2 separate regions of the Homo sapiens genome follow, and region 1 is linked to region 2. Evidence: read pairs that join two places in POLR2A ChIA-PET (ENCODE). Cell type or tissue: GM12878. All regions are shown on one strand. Links, peaks and the distances in the headings refer to the core of each region. The heading gives the core; the rest is flanking DNA.

What was found. Peaks named below come from ENCODE experiments on the same cell type or tissue, not always from the same donor. Only the 100,000 strongest peaks of a DNase experiment are listed, where the experiment ranks them.
Region 1: POLR2A ChIA-PET joins it to region 2 with 11 read pairs; 1 of 35 experiments calls an interaction of 5 or more read pairs at or near these places.

What each region holds. Positions count from the first base shown.
Region 1 is chr19:46,518,189-46,526,603 of GRCh38, forward strand. It overlaps the pseudogene PPP5D1P. Among named protein-coding and RNA genes, the nearest start is that of PNMA8B, 27 kb to the left of the region's middle. RefSeq lists a silencer at 3,902-4,081. In GM12878, for the core only: no CTCF peak of the experiment used is centred there; a DNase peak (open chromatin) is centred at 4,953; H3K27ac peaks cover 1,170 bases.
Region 2 is chr19:45,455,460-45,461,581 of GRCh38, forward strand. No RefSeq gene overlaps it. Among named protein-coding and RNA genes, the nearest start is that of FOSB, 9.5 kb to the right of the region's middle. RefSeq lists enhancers at 1-355, 118-367, 356-1,322. In GM12878, for the core only: no CTCF peak of the experiment used is centred there; no DNase peak of the experiment used is centred there; H3K27ac peaks cover 703 bases.

The DNA of each region.
Region 1 (8,415 bases), core at 2,570-6,569, 1.1 Mb after region 2:
ATCTCGGCTCACTGCAAACTCTGCCTCCCGGGTTCAAGCAATTCTCCTGCCCTAGCCTCCCTAGTAGCTGGGATTACAGGAGCATGCCACCAAGCCCAGCTAATTTTTTGTGTGTCTTTAGTAGAGATGGGGTTTCATCATGTTGGCCAGGCTGGTCTTGAACTCCTGACCTCGTGATCTGCCCGCCTCGGCCTCCCAAAGTGCTGGGATTACAGGCGTGAACCACTGTGCCCGGCCGGGCCTTGCATTTTCTATAAATGTTCTTACTTAGTTTAAAGCGAGACGGGAGCGCAGGACCCAGTCCTGGGAGGAAATGAAGTCTCAGAGGGAACTGGCAGGCAAAGCTTATAAAGACCACAGTGATTATGCCAAGGTCAAGGAAAGGGTTGGGGAGGGCGGGGCAGGCTCCACCTTTTGAGCAGGGCAGCGGGGAACTCCCCCAGCCATCTCTGCGCCCCACAGGGATACTCACACATTAACACGCGTGTGTACAATGAGACTGTCTGCCATACAAATGGCATCGTATTCTACGCGCTGAGGACTGCTGTAACAAACTATCACAGAATGGGTGGCTTCAATGACAGAAATTAACTTTTTCACAATTCTGGAGGCCAGAAGTCCAAAATCAAGGTGTTGGATAGGTTGGTGTCTCCTGAGGCCTCTCTCCTTGGCTGTGCAGACGGCCGTCTTCTCCCTGTATCCTCACATGGTCTTCCCTCTGCATGGGGCTGTGTCCTGGTCCCCTTTTCTCATAAAGACACCAGTCAGGTTGGATTAAGGGCCCACACATGGGACCTCATTTTACTTTTTTTTTGTTTGTTTTTGAACCAAAGTTTCGCTCTTGTTGCCCAGGCTGGAGTGCAATGGCATGATCTCGGCTCACTGCAACCTCCTCCTCCCTAGTTCAAACAGTTCTCCTGCCTCAGCCTCCCAAGGAGCTGGGATCACAGGCATATGCCGCCACGCCAGGCAAATTTTGTATTTTTAGTAGAGATAGGGTTTCACCATGTTGGGCAGGCTGGTCTCGAACTCCTGACCTCAGGTATCTGCCCGCCTCAGCTTCCCAAAGTGCTGGGATTACAGCTGTGAGCCACCAAAGCACCCGGCCTCATTTTACCTTAATTACCTCTTTAAAGACCCCCATCTCCAAATACAGTCACATTCAGAGGTGCTGGGAGTTAAGACTTCAACATATGAATTTGGGGATGGCGATAGCATAGTATATGGTAACTCTATGTTAAACTTCCAGAGGAACTGTGGCCACAGGTAACTCTTTAACAGAAACTTGCCTGTGTTTTCTTTGTACTCATTCTGCCTTCTGGAGAATTCCTAGGAACCCGGACAAAGGTAGTTGGGCACAGTGGCACATGACTGTAGTCAAACCTACTCAAGAGGCTGAGATGAAGAATGCCTTGAGCCCTGTAGTTTGAGTCCAGCCTGGGCTACACAGCAAGACCCCCATCTCTAAAAAAACAAAGACAAAGCTAACCTACAAATTGTTCTCAAATGTAAAGACACGGAGGCTGGGCATGGTGGCTCACGCCTGTAATCCCCAGGCCAAGGTGGGAGGATTGCTTGAGGCCAAGAGTTTGAAATCAGCCTGCGCAACATAGGGAGACCCATCTCTATAAAAATAAAAAAATTAGCCAGGTGTGGTGGTGCATGCCTTCGGTCACAGCTACTTGGGATGCTGAGGTGGGAGGATCACGTGGGCCCAGGAGGTTGAGGCTGCAGTGAGCTGTGATCGTACCACTGCACTTCAGCCTGGGTGATAGAGCAAGACCCTGTCTCAAAAAAAAAAAAAAAAAAAAAAAAAAAAAAAAAGACATGATAGAAATATTTAACAATTACTTGACTTGATTTACTATGAAATATTTAATGATGTATTAGTTAACTGTGATTTTGCCAGTTTCTTCTGTATTTTGAAACTGATACTTTTTTTCTGGTTCAAAAATTTTTGGAAGGTGCTTAAGAAATAACTGTTCCTCCCCACTGGGCCTGTGGAGACCTGTAGACAAAGTACTAAAGTAACTCAGCACAAATGTGCAAAGTCTGTAAATTTGGGTCTTTGATTTTCATAGCTATGAAGAGCTCAGCATGACTCTTGGTGGTTAAGAGGCAAATTTTGCTATATTTCCTCTTCCTGCTGCAGCTGTACTATTAATAAAATCATTCTGAACAGCTTTCCTGAAATGTAAAAATAAGCCAAGATGTCTATTTTGTGGATTTTTTTTTATTATATGTATAAGCACAGGAAAAAACAAATCTGGTAGGACCTGCATCAAAAGGTTAGCAGGGTTCCTCTCTGGGCTGGGGGCTTAAGGGAGGGGTGTCTGCTTCAGCCATATATTGCTGTTCACAACCCGCTAGAGTTTAGGGGCTTCAAACAATGACTTACTAGCATTCAGAGGGTTGACTGCGTGGTTCTGCTGCTGGTCTCTCCCTCGGTCACTTGTGTGGCTAATGTCAGCTGGTAATAGGCTGATTCTCCCCCACACAGCCTCTCTGCATTCACCTGGGCTTTCACTATTTTGTAACCCAGCTTTAGCTTCCTTGCAAGATGGCAGCTGGCATGCACGTGAGTAAGAGTGGGAGTCTCCTGGACTCTTAAGGCCTAGGCTTGAAATTGACGCATCACTCTGCTACATTCTATTGGTCAAAACAAGTCACGAGGCCTGCCCAGAATGGAGGGGAGGGGAAGTAGACCCCCCTGGTGATGGGAGGAGTGATGCGTGTGTACAGGGAAGGGAGGAATTGTTAGTAGCCATCTTTGAAGGCTGCTGACCTCCGTGTCTTTCTTTCTGTGTTTAATAGTATGCCTAGAATAATAATACCACCTAGAATATTATATAATAATGCCTAGAATATTATAGAAAAATAATATCAGACGTATTATTTTTATGATGATAGATATTTTTTTAAATAATGCAATAAATTGTGGGAAACTTGTTGGTTGGACCAAGAATCTACAGAAATAAGTGAAACCTGGCTGGACGCGGTGACTCATGTCTGTAATCCCAGCACTTTGAGAGGCTGAGGTGGGCAGATCACTTGAGATCAGGGGTTCAGGACCAGCCTTGGCCAACATGGTGAAAACCGTCTCTACTAAAAATACAAAAATTAGCCAGGCATGGTGGCAGGCAATTGTAATTCCAGCTACTTGGGACGCAGAGGTGGAAGAATCGCTTAAACCCGGGAGGCGGAGGTTGCAGTGAGCCGAGATCGCGCCAGCCACTGCACTCCAGCCTGGACGATGGAGCGAGACTCTGTCCCTGTCCCGCCCCCTCCAAAAAAAAGACACAGCAAAAGAAAAGACACAGAGAAGAAGAGAAGGCCAGAGACTGGAGCCAAGAGACATCAAGAGCCCCCAGAAGCTGGAGGAGGCAAGAAAGGATTCTCCCATAGAACCTTCAGAGCCAACAAGGCCCTGCTGGCATCTTTGTTTTGAACATCTGGCCTCCGGAACTGTGAGAAAATAAGCGTCTGTTATTTTTAGCCACCAAGTTTGTGAGAATTTATGACAGCAGCTCTAGAAAATGAACACAGACATAGACAGAGAGAGGGAGACTGATCTGAATGTAGATGGAGATGTGGATATAGTTGCAGATAGAGGATAAGCTACCAATAAGGATATAGCAGCCCCTATGGTGTAGGTATAGATTAGGATAGAGCTGTGGGCGTAGACATGGATATAGACATAAACATCAATGTAGACATAGATATTACTGTGGATATAGACATAGAAGGAGATAAAATAGACCTTGAAGGGCCGGGCACGGTGGCTCACGCCTGTAATCCCAGCACTTTGGGAGGCTGAGGTGGGCGGATCACCTGAAGTTAGGAGTTCGAGACCAGCCTGGCCAACATGGTGAAACCCCATCTCTACTAAAAACACAAAAATTAGCCAGACGTGGTGGCCCACGCCTGTAGTCCCAGCTACTCGGGAGGCTGAGGCAAGAGAATCACTTGAACCCGGGAGACGGGGGTTGCAGTGAGCCAAGATCGCACCACTGCACTCCAGCCTAGGCAACAGAGCAAGACTCCATCTCAAAAACAACAAACAAACCGAAAAAACAGACCTTGAGGAAAGCTTGAGGAAGGAATGGGGTCACCTGGGCTAACTATGGGCCATTGCCAACAGGAGGTCACAGCAGATGTCATGGAGACAGCCTCCTACAAACGCTCCACAGCTAAGCTCTTCAGGTTTTCTGGAAAATCCCAAGTATCAGAAATTGCTTTCTTGGTTGGGCACAGTGGCTAATGCCTGTAATCCCAACACCTTGGGAGGCCAAGACAGGAAGATTGCTTGAGGCCAGGAGTTCAAGACCAGCCTGGGCAACATAGCAAGACCTGTCTCTTAAAAAAAAAAAAAAAAAAAAAAGCTTTCTTTCACTCCTCCAGTCATCCTGCTCTTTTCTAGTTTCTGGATAATCAATTTGACCCCCAAAATGTGAAAACACAATTCATTGTTTTCAGTCAAAAGTTGTATTTTTCTTTTCTTTTTGAGACAGAGTCTTGCTCTGTTGCCCAGACTGGAGTGCAATGGCGTGATTATGGCTCACTGTAGCCTTGACCTCCTGGCCTGTAGTGATCCTCCCGTGTTAGTCTGCCAAGGAGCTGGGATTACAGGTGTGAGCCAGGGCACCCAGACTTCAGTATGAAGTTTTCTCTCCCTTCTCTTACCTTTCTCATATAAATCCTGTTTTGCTTTTGAACGTTGACAACAGTCCTATGACCATCTCCCTCCCCTTTGCATGCCAGTGTCCAAAACAAAATCAGATCCAATGAATAAATATTTAAAAGTTTGTTGTCATTAAAAAAAAGTGGGGACAGGGCACAATCCAGGAGACCTCAACCCAGGTAGTAAGAAGCTCAGAGGCATGTTGTTACAGGATGGCTGAGAAAGCAAAAATCAGGAAGTGGTTTAACCTTTACAGTGACTGTCTATACAGTGGAGGTTTCCAGATTGCACGGGACTGGTTAAAAGCAATCCTCTTATATCATTTGGGGAAGGCAACTTAAGTTTCGTTTATGATTATCAGAGGCATTTGTAAGAAATAACCTAAGCTGGCTGGGTGCGGTGGCTCACCCCTGTAATCCCAGCACTTTGGGAGACTGAGGCAGACAGATCACTTGAGGTCAGGAGTTTGAGACCAGCCTGAGCAACATGGTGAAACCCCGTCTCTACTAAAAAAAAAAAAATACAAAATACAAAAATTAGCAGGGCGTGGTGGTGCGTGCCTGTAATCCCAGCTACTTGGCAGGCTGAAGCACAAGAATTGCTTGAACCCCGGAGATGGAGGCTGCAGTGAGCAGAGATCATGCCACTATACTCCAGCCTGGGTCACAGAGCAAGATTCCATGAAAGAAAGAAAGAAAGAAAGAAAGAGAGAAAGGAAAGGAGAAAGGAAAGAAAGGGAGAGAGATAGCCGGGCGTGGTGGCTCACGCCTGTAATCCCAGCACTTTGGGAGGCCAAGGTGGGCGGATCACGAGGTCAGGAGATTGAGACCATCCTGGCTAACATGGTGAAACCCCGTCTCTATTAAATATACAAAAAATTAGGTGGCGGGCGCCTGTAGTTCCAGCTACTCGGGAGGCTGAAGCAGGAGAATGGCGTGAACCCAGAAGGCGGAACTTGCAGTGAGCCGAGATCGCACCACTGAACTCCAGCCTGGGCGACAGAGCCAGACTCCATCTCAGAAAAAAAAAAAAAAAACAAGGGAGAGAGATTGAGAGAGAGATCGAGATCTAAGTTGAGTTTCGCTTACATTCAAAAGTCAGAGTACCTTAGGTTTTGCTTATGTGGCCTGATTTTGTCTTCTTGGGGAATTCTCAGTCCGGATCCACCCCCCCTAGTTTTGTGTGTGTGTGTGTGAAACAGGGTCTCGCTCGGTTGCCCAGGCTGGAGTGAATGGCACGATCGCAGCTCACTGTAGCCTTAACCTCCTGTGCTCAGGTGATCCTGTTGCCTCAGCCTCGCAAGTAGCTGGGACCACAGGCATGCACCACTTTGTGCAGCTAATTTTTTTTTTTTTACTTTTATAGAGATGGAGTCTTGCCATGTTGCCCAGGCTGGTCTCAAACTCCTGGGCTCAAGGATCCTCCCAATTTGGCCTCCCAAAGTGTTGAGATTACAGGTGTGAGCCACTGCGCCTGGCTCCCCCCATTTTATTTTAACAACTTTCCCCTTTTGACATAGCAAGCTGAGGGGGTAATGAAATCGTATAGCATTACTTTCTGGGAGTGCTATTGGCTGGGACAGATGGGTGTATAGTCATTTTTGATAGCTGCATAGTCATCTTAGACATATGTGGTAGAGTCCTTAGGTTCTCCAAGTTGTCTAATGCAGATGGGTGTCATTAGTTGCATCAGTGGCTGTTGAGAGGCATTGGAAACCCTTAAGAGGATGCAACTCCCAGGGAGGTTAATATCATGACTAGGAGGAGAATAATATAGCCAAGGGTTGGAAAATTCACCAGAGGAGAGATTCCCAGGAGCCAAGATGTAACCAACTAAATAAATAAATGGAAAAAGTATCACCTATCTGATAAGATTTACATCTGTTCTTTAAAATCCTCTGAAGTGTGGGCAAAAATTCTTGATATATTAACACAGAAATGACAGCTTCATTCATTATACCTCCTTTTTGGGCAGTTAGAGTAGCTCAGACTCATACATTTTGTGAAATTATTGAAGCAAGGCTAGAAACCTCGGTTTGTAAGCCTTGGAGGAAATTAACAGTGTCATTGAAGTTTTTTTCTAAAGTTTTAGAGCATTTATAATAGCCCCTTCCTTCCTTCCTTCTTTTTCTTTTTCTGTTTCTGTTTTTGTTTTTTGATATGGAGTCTTGCTCTCTTGCCCAGGCTGGAGTGCAGGAGTGCAGTGGCATGATCTTGGACCACTGCAACCTCCCCTTCCTGGGTTCAAGCAATTCTCCTGCCTCAGCCTCCCAAGTACCTAGGACTACAGGTGTGCACCACCACACCCAGCTAATTTTAGTATTTTTAGTAGAGACGAAGTTTCACCATGTTGGCCAGGCTGGCATTGAACTCCTTACCTCAAGTGATCCACCCGCCTCGGCCTCCCAAAGTGCTGGGATTACAGGTGTCAGCCACTGTGCCTGGCCCATAATAGCCTTTTCTAAATCAGAGACACCAATACAAGGAATTGGAGCTCTGTCCACCAAAGGAAGTCAGTGTCATGTGTAGTGAGAGGGTTGGTGCTTCTTGGATTTCTCTAACGGTGCTATCTTCTGAACAAGTGAGCCAAGGTTGGTGGCTTTATTTGTAGAGATAGTTTATTGTATCTGAATATTGGGAGGGATTACTGCCAATCCATAATGACCACGACTCCTGTTTGGTGTTGGCTGTTGTGGCTGCCCTTCTCCTGTCATTTTGCTCAGTGCCCGCGCCTGGCAGTGCTGTGATGCCATCCCAGGGTTCCCGGGTGCCCGGTACCTGACAGGTGCATTACCTGGTAGGCGCATTTCTGGTGCAGTTTCTTCTGGTCCTTGTACCACTGCATGAGCCCCTTCATGAAGGTGATTGTCACTTTGTCGTCCTCAAGCTTGGGTCCGCTGTACTCACCCTCGATGGCTGGCATGTGAACAGGGGAGACACGAGAGTCAGCGACCACGGCCACTGTAAGGGGGAAGGGGGTCTTGCTCCCAGGGATGAGGTGGACCTGGCTCTGGACACACAGATTGAGAGAGGGACAGAGCGAGTGAAGAGTCCCCTCTCTGGTCAGGTCTGGCCCAGAGGCCTCTTCCTGACCTCCTTCTCTTCCTTCACCCGCCCCCCTTTACCCTATTCAGTTTTATGGCACTTAGCACGATTCATTTTGTGACTTGTTCATCATCTTATCTGCCTCCTAGAATATCAGCTCCATGCGGACAGGAAGGGTTTTGTTCATAGCTGTACCCCCAGTGCCTAGGACAGTGCCTGGCACATAGGAGATGCTCAATAATCATCTGTGGGATGAATGGCTGGACCTTCTCAGCACCTAGAGGTGAACCAGACACAGCCTGTGGGGGCGGGGCTACTGCCGGCAGAGAGGGAGGGAGGAGAGGATGACAGAGTGGCCAAGAAGCCAGCATGGAGAAGGGCCCGGGCAGGGGTGATGCTGGTGGGTAGGGAAGGTGTATTAGTCCATTTTCACATTGCTGATAAAGACATACCCGAGACTGGGTAATTCATAAAGAATAAGAGGTTTAATGGACTCACAGTTCCATGTGGCTGAGGAGGTCTCACAATCATGGTGGAAGATGAAAGGCACGTCTCATGTGCCGACAGGCAGGAGAGAATGAGAACCAAGTGAAAGGGGAAACCCCTTATAAAACCATCAGATCTCGTGAGACTTACTCACTACCACGAGAACAGTATGGGGGAAACTGCCTCCACGATTCAATTATCTCC
Region 2 (6,122 bases), core at 1-4,000:
CTTCCCAAAGTGCTGGGTTTACAGGAGTGAGCCACCATGTCTGGCCATTTGAGGAAATTTTTATTTTTGTCTGTCTTGTTTCCTGCTCTGTCCCCAGCACCTAGAGTGTGTGACTGCAGTGTGTGTGTGTGTGTGTGTGTGTGTGTGTGTGTGTGTGTAGGTGTGCTGATTAAATATTTGAATGGCTGATTGAATGAACGAATGAATGTCATCCTACAACCACTTGTGAGTCCTGGTCTTAGGGGAAGGCTGGGCTGGGGCCCTGGCCTCTGGGATCCCTCTTGTGCCAGTCCCCCAGCCCTGCTGTTCCCACAGCTCTGTGCTGAAGAGGGCGTGGAGGGGGCCAGGGAAGGGAGTGTCAGGCAGCCAGCCGGCTGCCTGCCCTGGACAGCAGCCCAGAGTGTCTGCAGGAGGGAGAGGGTAGTTCAGGAGCCTGAGTCACCCTGGGAGAAACCCCAGCCACATACCTGGCCGCTGACATCACCCGGCCAGGGCACCCCCGGCAGCCTAGACAAGCTGACTGAATCACAGGCGGAATTCAGCCACCCCGGGCACGTGGCCTGCTGTGACCCCCCGCAACACCCCCGAGTGGCCGTCTGGCTGCGGGGGTTGGGCCGGGCACACAGGGGTCAGTGAGGGGGCATGGGGCCTGAGTCAGGGACAGGGTGGCTACAGCCAGAGACCACCCAGCCACAGGCGTCCATGTGGGGCAGGAAGGAGAAAGTTTGGGAAGGAGAGCCTGTGGGGAGGCCCTGGCGGGTGAGGAGGAAGCACGTGTGGGTGTGACGGGGAGGCTGCGGCTTGTGGGCAGCGGCTGGGCGACCCACAGGGGTGGGATGGGGTCTGAGTGTTTGCGCAGAGAATCACCAAATCGTAAGAGACTTGGTCGTAAGAGTCAGTCAGGAGGACAATGGAATCACCAATGTGCTTACACACGCAAAGGCACACACGCACACTCAACACCCGGCCTGGGGAGGCCCTGACTCCACCCACCCCAGGCCAGCGGGGCCTCACTACCCATAAGCCTGCAAGTTCCCTAAGGGACTGAGGCCTAAGGGACAGTTTCCTCATCTGTTGAGTGGGGGTATTAACAAGCATTATTAGGCCAGGCACAGTGACTCGTGAGGCAGAGGTAGGCGGATCCCTTGGAGGCCAGAAGTTCAAGACCAGCCTGGACATCATAGCAAGACCCCTTCTCTACAAAGAAAAAATTTAAAAATTAGCTGGATGTGGTGGTGTGCACCTGTAGTCCCAGGTACTCAGGAGGCTGTGGAGGGTGGATTGCTGGAGTGTTGGAGTTTGAGACTGCAGTGAGCTATTGATTGCACCACTGTACTCCAGCCTAGACAACAGAACAAGATCCTATAGCAAAAAAAAAAAAAAAAAAAAATCACTATTATTGTAATAGCTATGCTTACGGGGAACATACTTTCTGCCAGGTGCTGTTCTAGGCATTCTACATTTTTTTTTTTTAAATAATGGAGATGACGTCTCACTATGTTTCCCAGGCTGGTCTTGAACTCCTGAGCTCAGGCTATCCTCTCGCTTTTTTGGTGGCTGGCACGCCTGTAATCCCGACATTTTGGGAGGCCAAGGTGGGTGGATCGCCGGAGCCCAAGAGTTCGAGACCAGCCTGGGAAACATAGTGAGATGCCATCTCTACCAAAAAATCAAAAAATTAGCTAAGCATGGTGGCTCATGCCTGTAGTCCCAGCTACTCAGGATGCTGAGGTGGGAGGATCACTTGAACCTGGGAGATGGAAGTTGCAGTAAGCTGAGATTGTGCCACTGCACTCCAGCCTGGGTGACAGAATAAGACCTTGTCTCAAAAAAAAAAAAAAAAAAAAAAAAAGAAGAAGAAAAAAGAGAGTCAACTGCATCTGTATTTGTGGCACTTGGTACATACACGGTAAGCTTTCTCAAGTGACTCTGTTATGATTCTTAGTACTAAACATATTATTTTCCCTTTTTTTGTTTCTTTCTTTCTTTTTTTTTTTTTTTTCGGTGATGGAGTCTCACTCTGTTGCCCAGGCTGGAGTGCAGTGGTGCAATCTCGGCCCACTGCAACCTCCGCCTCCCAGGTTCAAGCGATTCTCCTGTCTCAGCCTCCCAAGTAGTAGGGATTACAGGACCCTACCACCATGCCCAGCTAATTTTTGTATTTTTAGAAGAGACGGGGTTTCACCATGTTGGTCAGGCTGGTCTCGAACTCCAGACCTTAGGTGATCCACCCACCTTGGCCTCCCACAGTGTTGGGATTACAGGCGTGAGCCACCGTGCCTGGCCAAATACACATTATTTTTATCCCTAAGTCCAACTAGGAAGGCCTCCAAAACAGTCACCCTCACTGCCTTGGTCCAGTTCTACTTCTTACCTCCCTGCAGTCCTTCCTGCTGCCTCTTCTTTGGTTATATATGTCTGTAGTAGGGAGAGAGTGCTTCAGGGACTCCCTCCTCATTCATAACTCTTCAGAACTCAATCATGATTATCTAGATCCACCTCCACCAGGAAGTCCTCCTGGCTTACTCCAGCCTCACTAAGCACTCTCACCACCCAATGCCTGGAGTGGTTGTAGTCAGTGAGTGACACATTGCACAGTGTGTGCCCCCTGGATTGGGGGTGGGTGAGAGACAGCCCCCACAGTGAGTGGCACCCCTGGCCAGGGCCTGGGACAAGTCTGTATCCAAGGGTGGCTCTCTGCTTAGGTCTGTGTTTGTACCTGGGTGTGTCTGTGTCTGCCCTACTCTGTGCATACTCATATATGTGAACCCGTGTGTGTGTGTGTAGTTGTGAGTGTGTGTGGAAGAGGCTGCATGGCAGTGGAAGCTAGGTGTGTGATTCGTGTATCTGTGTGCCTAGAGTGCCTTGTTCTATAGATTTGGATGCCACTCCAAGCAAGTCAGTGGGTCTTTTTGTTTTTTGTTTTTTGAGATGGAATCTCACTCTGTTGCCCAGGCTGGAGTGCAGTGGCACGATCTTGGCTCACTGCAACCTCTACCTCCTGGGTTCAAGTGATTCTCCTGCCTCGGCCCCCCGAGTAGCTGGGATTACAGGTGCCCACCAATACACTCAGCTAATTTGTTGTATTTTTAGTAAAGATGGGGTTTCACCATGTTGGCCAGGCTGGTCTCAAACTCCTGACCTCATGATTCTCCTGCCTCGGCCTCCCAAAGTGCTGGGATTACAGGCATGAGCCACCGCGCCCGGCCAAGTCAGTGGGTCTTTAGGAGCTGTTTCGTACGGTGTGACTGTGAGTGAACCTTCGCACACGTGTCTGTACGGATATCTAAGAAATTCTTCAAGTAGGCCGGGCACAGTGGTTCAGGCCTGTAGCCTTAGCACTTTGGGAGGCCCAGGTGAGTGGATCGCTTGAGCTCAGGAGTTCGAGAACAGCCTGGGCAACATAGTGAGACTTCGTATCTACAAAAAATATGAAAATTAGCCAGGCATGACAGTGGGCACCTGTAGTCCCAGCTACTACTTGGGGGGCTGAGGCAGGAGGATCCCTTGAGCCTGGGAGGTGGAGGCTGCAGTGAGCTGAGATCGAGCCACTGCACTCCAGCCTGGGCGACAGAGGGAGACCCTGTCTCAAAAAAAAAGAAAAGAAAAGAAAAAAAGAAGACATTCTTCAAGTCCACAACTCTGAGGGTATCACTGTGAGAGCAGGGGTCCTAGCTCTACCCATTTGTGTGTGTGTGGAGATGTGTAAGTCTATGTAGACAAAAGTGTGTGTCATTTACTGTGTTTGGGGTGTGAACACCTATGTGATGTGTTTGCACAACTGCACGTGTTTTGTTCTGTGTGTGTGATCGTGTGTTCAAATAAGTCATCTTGTCGCCGGGCGTGGTCGCTCATGCCTATAATCCCAGCACTTTGGGAGGCCTAGGCAGGAGGACCATTGAGCCCAGGAGGTCCAGACTGCAGTGAGCCGAGATTGCGCCACTGCACTCCAGCCTGGGCGACAGCAAGACCTTGTCTCAAAACAAAAGCAAAAACAAAAATAAACAAATAGTCATCAGGTGCCTGCACAGACAAAGGTGAAAGGTGTCTGCCTGTTGAGATCTGTGGATAGGGTGTATATATGGACATCTCAGCCTGTCTACGTGTGTATCTGTCTCTGTCCTCACGGCAAAAGAGAGGTTGGCCGGGTGTGTGGTGGCTCACGCCTGTAATCCCAGCACTTTGGGAGGCTGAGGCGGGCGGATCACCTGAGGTGAGGAGTTCAAAACCAGCCTGGCCAACATGGCGAAACTCCATCTCTTCTAAAAATACAAAAAAATTAACCGGGCGTGGTGGCACACGCTTGTAATCCCAGCTACTCAGGGAGGCTGAGGCATTAGAATTGCTTGAACCCAGGAGGTGGAGGTTGCAGTGAGCCAAGATTGCGCCACTGGACTCCAGCCTGGGCAACAGAACAAGACTCCGTCTCAAAAAAAAAAAAAAAAAAAAAAAGAGGCTCAGATATGTTTCTGTCTGAGAGTCTGTCAGAGTTTAGGAATTAGTAAATGAATGAATGGTGAAGATCCATTTACTCAACAAACATTTATTTATTTATTTATTTATTGAGACAGAGTCTCGCTCTGTCACCCAGGATGGAGTGCAGTGGCGCAATCTCGGCTCACTGAAGCCTCTGCCTCCTGGGTTTAAGAGAGTCTTGTGCCTCAGCCACCAAGTAGCTGGGATTACAGGTGTGTGCCACTGCGCCCAGCTAATTTTTGTATATTTAGTAGAGATGGGGTTTCACCATGTTGCCCAGGCTGGTCTCGAACTCCTGGCCTGAAGTGATCTGCTCACCTCAGTCTCCCAATATGCTGGGATTACAGGCATGAGCCACCAGTCCTGCCTCATTTATTCTTATATTATATTATATTGTTTTTATTTTAAATTTTTTTGTAGTGACAGGGTCTTACTATGTTGACTGGGCTGGCCTCAAACTGGCCTCAAGTGATTCTCCTGCCTCAGCCTCCCAAAGTGCTGGGATTACAGGCATGAGCCACTGTGCCTGGCTTGAACAAATATTTAATAACCACCTATTGGGTACCACGTGCTATGCTGGGGACAAGGCAGTGACCGGGATGGTTTTGGCCGAGCTTTCACCCAGCTCACAACCCAATGAGGGAGACAAACCTATCCCCAGACAATGATGAGCCCAGATTGGCAGAGTTGGAGGGAGGGACCCCAGGAGAGGGGGCCTTGACTCAGCCTGGAGATCAGGGAGGGCTTCCTGGAGGAGAGGTTATGGGAGTTAAGACTTGGAGGAAAAGACTATGAGCCACAGGAAGCGAAGGGAAGAGTGACCCAGGCAGAGGGAAAAGCACCTGCAAAGGCCTGAAGTCCAGGGAGAGAGGCCAGGCATCTGGAACACAACGGGGAGAGGAGAGACGAGACTAGGGCACCCTCGGAGCAGGTCGTTCAGGGCCTCAGGAGCCATGGGGAGGAGTATAATGCAGGATGCAGGGGTACTGGGAGGGTCAAGCTAACAGTGTCCAATCTGGGTTACTCTGCTTCCCTGAAACTCCAGGGACATCTCCTCCAGGAAGCCCTAGGGATTGCTCAGTGTGGAGCGGCTCAGCCACCCAGTCACACTCACTATTCAATGCTGAGCACTGAGGAGGCAGCCGTTACTAAATCAGCCTGGATTTGCCCTCCCAGAGGTCACAGTCACAACAGTCAAACACACACCTGCACGTGCACACTCATGAACGTGCCCCTCCCCTCCTCTGGAGCCTCAGAAACCCACAGACCTTGTTCCTCCCAGGGGGTGTCCCTGGGGCCAAAGCTTCTGCACTACCAGGGGGCTTGTTGGAAATGCAAAAGATGGCTGGGCACAGTGGCTCACACCTGTAATCCCAGCAGTTTGGGAAGCTGAGGCAGGCAGATCATTTGAGGTCAGGAGTTCATTTGAGGTTGGGAGTTCAAGACCAGCTTGGCCAACATAGCGAAACTCTGTCTCTACTAAAAATACAAAAAAATTAGCCGGGCGTGGTAGCACACGCCTGTAATCCCAGCTACTTGGGAGGCTGAGGCAGGAGAATCTTTTGAACCCGAGAGGTGAAGGCTGCAGTGAGCCAAGATGGCACCACTGCACTCCAGCCTGGGTGACAGAGTGAGTCTTAAAAAAA